2 separate regions of the Mus musculus genome follow, and region 2 is linked to region 1. A link is a contact called in ENCODE Hi-C or POLR2A ChIA-PET data. All regions are on one chromosome and are shown on one strand. Each heading gives the region's core, a stretch centred on a gene start or an enhancer-like site at or near the end of the contact. The rest is flanking DNA. Distances are from core to core; before and after follow the strand shown. Region 1 holds the start of Haghl (hydroxyacylglutathione hydrolase-like). Region 2 holds the start of Wdr24 (WD repeat domain 24).

Region 1 (4,089 bases), core at 2-2,501:
CTAGGCCTCCTGAGCCAGGACAGCCCCTTCCCTGGGCAGGAACAGACACAGGATCCAGGGACTTAATCCCTTCCAGTCATTTAAGAAAAGGAAGGACTCCAAGAAAACATCAGTGTCTTGGGAGGACTCACGTTCTCTGCAACTCGAAGTGGGACCCCTGGCTTGGGGTCTGGAGATGCCACATACTCCATAGAGGAAAGAAGTTCTGGCCTCTGATCCATCTGATAGTGGCTTGCTTCCTGACTCTTGCTGGAAGTGTTGTCAGTGTTGCCAAGGCCTCTGTTGATCTTAGAGACTACCTCTCCTGCCTACACGGAAGGGCAAGGCAGTGTAGTGGTTAGGAAGAGTGGTATCCACAAATGGCATCCTTTCTCCTCATGGCAAAAACAGACAAGAGCTCTCTTTCTTGCAGGCCGGCTGGATCAAGGAGTGCATGACAGCGGCCAAACCTGTATCTGCAGTTGCAGACACTATTTGTCTTTATATGGGATGCCATATAAGGATGTTGTCCCTTAGGGATTTGTAACTATTTCCAGTGGTGTTCTCAACCTTCCTAATGCTGAGACCCTTTAATACAGTTCCTCATGTGGAGGCCTCCAACCATAAAATTTTTTTCATTGCTATTTCAAATTGTAATTTTGATACTGTTGTGAAATGTAATGTAAGTATCTGTGTTTTCCAATGGTCTTAAGCAATCCCTCCCAATTTTTTTTTTTTCCAGCGCTGAGGACTGAACCCAGGGCCTTGCGCTTGCTAGGAGCAAGCGCCCTACAACTGAGATAAATCCCCAACCCCCCAGTTTTTTTTTTAAAGACTTATTTATTATATATAAGTACACTAGCTATCTTCAGATACATCAGAAGAAGGCATCAGATTTCATTACAGATGGCTGTGAGCTACCATGTGGTTTCTGACCTCAAAGACCTCTGGAAGAGCAGTCAGTGCTCTTAATCGCTGAGCCATCTCTCCAGCCCCAATCCCTTTCACTTTTTTAGGTGTCTTGACCCATAGGTTGAGAATCACTCTATATCTTCCTGTGTCAGTTGAACTCACACTAACAAGAGAACGAGCTGGACACACACCATCACCCTCTGTGAGAAGTGGGCATAATCATGGGTAGTGGACCGCGGGAGCTAGCTCAGCCTGGAAACCAGAAAGGCTAACTTTAGGAGGTGCTCTTGCCTGAGGTTGAATTGGAGCATGCGCACTGTGCCACTGTGCTCAACCGGTGCGTGAGGTCCCTTCTGCGCATGCGCAGTTCCAGCCGTCGTCCATCAGGTCTCCGCAGTACTCTTTCAGGATCGCGACAGGGAAGTGGTGATGTCGCGGTGGGCAGCGGCCACACTCCAGGACTAGATCGGCGGCTCTTGTGCGAGTGAGGGGAACAGCAGGGAACGAGGTCCACCCAGGTCTGGTATCCTAGTGCAGTTAAGAGAGGCGGGGTCTGCTGAGGAAGGCGGGGCCTACTGTACCAGGAGCGGAGCTGGAAGGAATCCGCATTGCAGTGTAGCTTTTGGGGAAGTTGAAGCTGGGACAATGGGCAGGGTCTGAGGTGAGCAGGGCAGGCAGCCCCTGAGTCTTGGAGCTTGGAACTGAAGCAGTTCCTCTGGAAAGTGGAGCAACTCTTCCTTTGTGCTCCCAGTGTGTGTGTGGCTGACCCGGCTCGTGCAACTCAGGAGAAGGGATTCACTAGGTTGAAAAAGTGCAGACTGGCTGAGGTCTGCGACCATGAAGGTCAAAGTCATCCCGGTACTTGAAGACAACTACATGTACCTGATCATTGAGGAACACACGCGGGAGGCCGTAGCTATAGACGTGGCTGTGGCCGAGAGGGTGAGGACAAAGGATGCCATCAGGGGACTCCCGGAGCAGACCGGACCCCCTTATTTTTCAAGTCATTTGATATATTATCTTTGGGATCCCCTGAAGTATGACTACTTTGATGTTTGAAGTTCCCCAGTTATTGTAATTGTCTGCCCGATCTCTCCCCTAACCTTTGCTGCCCTGGGTCCAGGGCCTGCCTATGGAATTAAGTATCTGCACTAGTGCGCAAGTATGGGGTGGGTGGCCCACCTGGACGTCTGCAGCACTCTTAACTTAATTCTTCCCAGTTGCTGGAGATTGCGGGTCGCGAGGGAGTGTCTCTGACCATGGTGCTGTCCACCCATCATCACTGGTAAGTAAAGAGGGTGTGTGCTGAGCCCTAAAGCAGACTCTTCCATTAGCACGCTGACTTGACCAGTCAGTCTACCACACTTTCACAGGGACCACACACGTGGAAATGCGGAGCTGGCACACATTCTGCCAGGATTGGCTGTCTTGGGAGCAGATGAGCGCATTTGCGCTCTAACCCGAAGGCTGGAACATGGAGAAGGGCTTCAGGTGAGCATGTACGCAGAAGGGGTGGGGAGGGGCCTGGTCCGGTCCTGCCCAGTGGCCCTCACAGGTCTAATGCCTCACCATCACAGTTTGGGGCCATCCACGTGCGATGCCTCTTGACGCCAGGCCACACCTCTGGCCACATGAGCTACTTCCTGTGGGAGGATGACTGCCCGGACTCACCAGCCCTCTTCTCTGGTACCGTGCAGCCTGGATTCATCTACCTACCCAATTCCACTGTGCCCTCCCTACCCCCATCTGACCCTCTCTGCTCCCTAGGGGATGCTCTGTCAGTGGCAGGCTGTGGCTGGCACCTGGAGGACACTGCCCAGCAGATGTACCAGAGCTTGGCCAAGACTCTGGGTACCCTTCCACCCGAGACGGTGAGCCTTCGCTTCCTGTGGGGTCCACTTGCTTGGCACTGGACTTCCTTCAGATATTTAACCCATGCCTTTGTACCTGTCCTGCTTTGGTAAAGGTGGTGTGGGCCTGGGTGGGTCAGGGGCAGGAGTGCCTGGCTCCTCTTTGGCCTGGGACAAATGTGTGTTCACTGGGCTCCCTCTCTTTGCAGAAGGTGTTCTGTGGTCATGAGCATACGCTGAGCAATCTTGAGTTTGCACAGAAAGTGGAGCCCTGCAACGAACACGTGCAAGCTAAGCTGTCCTGGGCCCAGGTGCATCCATCCATTGCCAGTTGGGTGGGAGAGGGGGAAGGGGGGGGGACGGAAGTAGCCTTCCTGAAGTTTGGGGTCAGTTAGAAAGGGAATCTCTGGGGAGTCAGAATGAGGCTTCTGCTGACTTCAGCTGGCTGGGCCTGGGGGTTGCCCTGCTGTGCCGTAACCTCCCCGTGGCCGTTGGTTCTTCTGTGCTTTGCAGGAGAGGGATGACGAGGATATTCCTACTGTGCCTTCGACGCTGGGCGAGGAGCTCATGTACAACCCTTTCCTGAGGGTGACGTGAGTACATCTGTGTCCTGGGTCTTCCTGTGGTGGGGCCTGGGCCCTATCAGTGGGTAGGGCAACCTCACGAGGCTGTGTGCACTGCCAGTGACAAGTCTCCCCATGGAGCAGTCTCAGGACTAGCCTGGCCTCCTCAGGGCCTCTTTGGCAGTCATTTGAGTAGTTAGGAGGGTATCTAGGGACTATTTATTGAGCTGAATGTCCCTGGCACCAGAGAAGGTCATTTATTAAGGGCCCTCCTTCCATCCACCGCCCTGCTGGGCCCCACCCCCATGGGCAGCTGGCCAGCCCCACAATTCCCCAGCATATTCTTCCCTGCAGAGAGGATGCAGTCCGTGCGTTCACAGGCCAGGTGGCCCCAGCCCAGGTCCTGGAGGCCCTCTGCAGGGAGCGAGCGCGCTTCCAGCCTGCTGTGGAGCCACCACAGCCGCAGGTTCGGGCACTCCTGGCCTTACAGTGGGGGCTTCTGAGCACACACCAGAAAAAGTGAACTATGTGGGGAACCGGCTTGTCCCCACACTCCCCCAGGGACCCCTGCCACCCTGCTTTGAAGAACCAGCAAGTGGTGTCTTGTCTCTACTGCTCATGGAGCCCTATAAGTGGGATCTGTAGGAGCTCTTGTGGGTCCAGAGACATATCCTGGGGACTGAGGAGGGTGAATAAAACTTTGAAAGGCCCAGTGTGGTACCAGACACACAGTGGATCCTTCCAGAGGTGCAGGTCTGTTTATTAGTGGTGAGACCCAGCTATGG
Region 2 (3,687 bases), core at 92-2,591, 38 kb before region 1:
TGTGTCTGAAGGCTCCGCCTTCCCTATTAGCCACACCCACCACCCAGTCTCAATTTCCACTGGTCTGACCTCCTGCCTCGCCCCCCCCCCCACCCCAACAGCAGTGTTGGGCTTATCCTTCTCAGGGGGCCAACCGTTCCCATTTCCACCACTCTTTCTGGGCTGTTCCGCCTCTGAGGGTCCATCTGAGGGCCTCTGATGGACACACATTTCAGCCTGCCTGTCAGGTCTAACACCTACAGAGATCCAGATGTACCCCCAACTTCCTCTGTGGGCCTCACCAGAGAAGGTGCTGACAGAGTCCTTCCTTCGGAGGTCAAAGCACTTCATGAAGCCATCCTGAGAGCCACTGAGCAGCACATGGGCCTCGGTGGGATGGAAACAGACTTTGTTCACTGTGCGCTTGTGTTCTGTGAACAGCTGATCCTGCTTGTTGCGGGATGGCCGACCTAGGTTCCATGTAACCACCACACCATTGGTGGCTGCTGTGGCCAGCAGATTCTCATCCATCTGGTGCCAGACCACATCAGCACAGCTCAGGTTGAGCGAGGGCTTCCTACCCACACGTAAATTCAGCTTCTCTACGAACTGCTCCTCCTCAATGGCATAAATCTTGAAGATGCTTCGGCCTGCCACGACAACCTGGGCAGCGTCGCGGCACACGCTGATGGCATTAGCTGGCGCGTCCAGATGGCAGTGCATGGTTCGGCCCGTCAGAGCACTGCCGCTCAGGGCTGTGCTAACTCGGGACATCTTTTCCATGTCTGCACAGGTATCAGAGGCAGGAGGAGGTCAGTGAAGTGTGCTGACCTGGTCAGCCATGGTGTCCTAACAATTCAGGTTCAGTCTCCTCTCGAACCTTCGGCCTGAGATGGTCCATCAGCCAGTCGTTATCTTAGGAAGGTTCACATTCATTGGAGTTCTCCAGAAGGCTCCAGAGCTAACCTGAGGTTCGTCAGCACCATATCTGACGTCTCCCGATTCTATGTGGTTAATTCTCCATCAGTGAGATCCTGGGGGCGGGGAGTGGCTCCTGACTTCACAGCCCCATGCCTCCGAGGATTGCGGGGCTTCCAAGAGGAAAAACAACCGAGTGGAAAGGGCAGAGAAGCTAGATGGGTATGGACTGAGTTCATACACCTTGGAATGCAGAAGAGAGGCTACAGCAATAAGTGCAGGTGTCTAATTGCACCGTGCAGCGGCAACTGAGGGACCAGAACCAGGTGCTAGAAAAGCCTCTGCCCCGTCGCACGCCAGTCATTTACCGAAAGCACAGAGTGGTCTTCAGCTACAGTACCGGAAGAGACTCACCTACTGCCCGCCCATTACCGGAAGTAGTCCTTTCTTATTCTCACTTCGCCGGAAGTGAGTGACAACTCGTCTTTCACACCATAAGAGTTCCGTGTCTGCGAACAGCGCTTCTGCAGAGCAAACGGACCAGAATTGGGCTCCCTGGTTTTAACTTGGTTATATATGTCCGCTATTGATCGTTTGGTTAGGGTTTCTGTTTTGTTTTGTTTTGTTTTGTTTTGTTTTATGGTTCTGGAAATCGAGCCCGAGAGACAAGTTCTCTACCAACTAGGCTATGTTTATTTTAATCTCAATATCTTAATACCAGTACTTAAACCTTTCCTCCGGTCTTGGAGAAGTAATTTTCTTTTTCTTTTTTTCTTTCTTTCTTTTCTTTTCTTTTTTCTTTTTCTTTTTTTTTTCTTTTTTGGTTTTTTGTTTTTTGTTTGTTTGTTTTTGTTGTTTTGTTTTGTTTTTTGTTTTTCGAGACAGGGTTTCTTTGTACATCCCTGGCTGTACTGGAATTCACTCTGTAGACCAGGCTGGCCTCGAACTCAGAAATCCGTACTGGGATTAAAGGCGTGCACCACCACTGCCCGGCGAGGAGAAATTTTCTAAGGAGACCTTGAGTTCCACCACTCTGCCACAGTGCCACTTCCCCTACGGAAGCACTAGCAGCCTGGTGCCTTTTCTACTCTAGGTCATTATTTCACTGTGTATAGGTCTCAGAGACCTGACCCTGACCTTTCTGGCTCATCTGCAGCTCTACCTTTCTTGGCTCCTCCTTTCTCAGCTTGTTTCTATCCCAGCTTCCTTCCCTCTGAGTATTTTCCTTCTTCTTTCACAGTTCATCAGCTGTGTTATAAAACCATGGCTTCTACCTATGGCTTCTACCCCTGCAGAAGGTGTCTCCTTTACACATAGGTAGGCACTTAGCTCAAATGCCTACCATCTTAGGCCATCCTTGCCACCCCAGTCTAATGTCTCCTTTGTCTACTGTGGTTTGTATGATTACACCTGTTTTGGTACTTTCAGAGCCTGACAACCAGTCATCAGTGGCTTAGTAGATTTAGTCTCCATTGTAAGAAATCAGTGTTGGCTGAGGAGCCTCAAGACCAAGTTCTCAGCATAAAGAAAGATTGTTTGCCCCAAAGGGACAAAGGCTAGGCAATAGGGACAGACAGCAGATAGAGGGTCAGGGAGGAGAGGGAGTAGGGATATTTGACCAGAGGGGATAAAGAACTGCCTCTGGATAGAAAGGAGACAGACATGGCCTATAGACAAATGACACTTTATGACTTTATAAGTGTAAGAGGGAGAAACACCATGTTAGAATGAGGTATTTAATTTTGATTAGACAGGTTAATTAAGTGAACCCATGGGGGCTTTTGATTGCTGGACCTCAATACTTTGATAGCTGGGCCTTCATCGCCAGCCTCAGGAGTAGAAGTGGCCAAATAAGGGAACATACCATGGTGGCTAGCTCTAGGAATATAATCTAAGGTTTTTAGCAAGACAGAAGGCATTGCAGAGAAGGACAAAGCTGGCTAGCAGTCCTCCCTTCAGCACTTGCCCTTTCTCTTGAGGTGGACACAATAGTCTTGATCTTCTAGCAGTCTGTGATTATTTATTTATTTAATCTTTATTTGAGTGTGTGCACATGTAAATGCAAAAATGTGCCTGTGTGAGTTTTTATTTGTACCAATGTGTGTTCAGGTTCCCTAGGCGGCCAGAGAACATCATATCCCTAAAGCTAGAGTTACTGGGCAGCTTAAAGGCATCTGACGTGAGTGCTGGGAAACTGACCCCAGGTCTTCTGTAGGAACAGTAGATTCTTTGCACTACCGAGCCATCTATCCAGCATCACTGGATTATTTTAGAACATCACAATCCCTCACTTAGTGACCCCGTGCAGAAGATAAGGCTCATTTCTGCTCTTGGATAGCAAGATCCTAGATCCTTGTTTTCTTTTTCTTTTTTTTTCTTTTTTCTTTTTTTTTCTTTTTTCTTTTTCTTTTTCTTTTTCTTTTTTTTTCTGAGACAGGGTTTCTCTGTGTAGTTCTGGCTGTCCTGGAACTCACTCTGTAGACCAGGATGACCTTGAACTCAGAAATCCGCCTGCCTCTGTCTCCCAAGTGCTGGGATTAAAGGTGTGCGCCACCACCGCCCCTAGATCCTTTGGAAGACCTACATTTTGACATCAAACACATTGTTCCCTTTTGTGCATTCAGGACATTAGAGAACTTATGTTCGTCAGTTGCTAAGGTTCCAGTCCAGCCCTGAGCCTCCAACCTCTCCTGTTTATGGAGTACCTCTAATGATTTAGGAGGCAGGAAGACCCAGAGACCTGGGCCATCCAGGGCAGAGTTATCCCTTCCAACTTGGTCAGGTGACCAA

The links. A loop is a pair of places that touch in the nucleus more often than their neighbours do. ChIA-PET counts read pairs that join two places held with the same protein, here RNA polymerase II (POLR2A).
Region 2: a loop to region 1 is called in a map of left cerebral cortex, with 4 times the contacts of the local background. The contact joins the promoter of Wdr24 here to the promoter of Haghl in region 1. A Hi-C loop is called at or near these places in 2 of 37 maps with a recorded cell type or tissue (heart and left cerebral cortex). POLR2A ChIA-PET finds 5 or more read pairs at or near these places in 4 of 5 experiments (Patski and embryonic stem cell).

The regions. Positions count from the first base shown.
Region 1 is chr17:25,782,748-25,786,836 of GRCm38, reverse strand. Haghl (hydroxyacylglutathione hydrolase-like) reads left to right here and starts at 1,251. Exons shown (of 9, transcript NM_001271433.1): 1 at 1,251-1,409; 2 at 1,643-1,833; 3 at 2,112-2,176; 4 at 2,265-2,382; 5 at 2,469-2,577; 6 at 2,659-2,762; 7 at 2,951-3,052; 8 at 3,255-3,334; 9 at 3,659-4,050. The coding sequence starts at 1,729. The coding sequence ends at 3,827. It overlaps Ccdc78 (coiled-coil domain containing 78), which reads right to left and starts at 257. Exons shown (of 13, transcript NM_001165929.1): 1 at 132-257. The coding sequence starts at 221. It overlaps Ciao3 (cytosolic iron-sulfur assembly component 3), which reads right to left. Exons shown (of 11, transcript NM_026238.4): 11 at 3,505-4,089.
Region 2 is chr17:25,821,281-25,824,967 of GRCm38, reverse strand. Wdr24 (WD repeat domain 24) reads right to left here and starts at 1,341. Exons shown (of 9, transcript NM_173741.3): 1 at 282-1,341. The coding sequence starts at 762.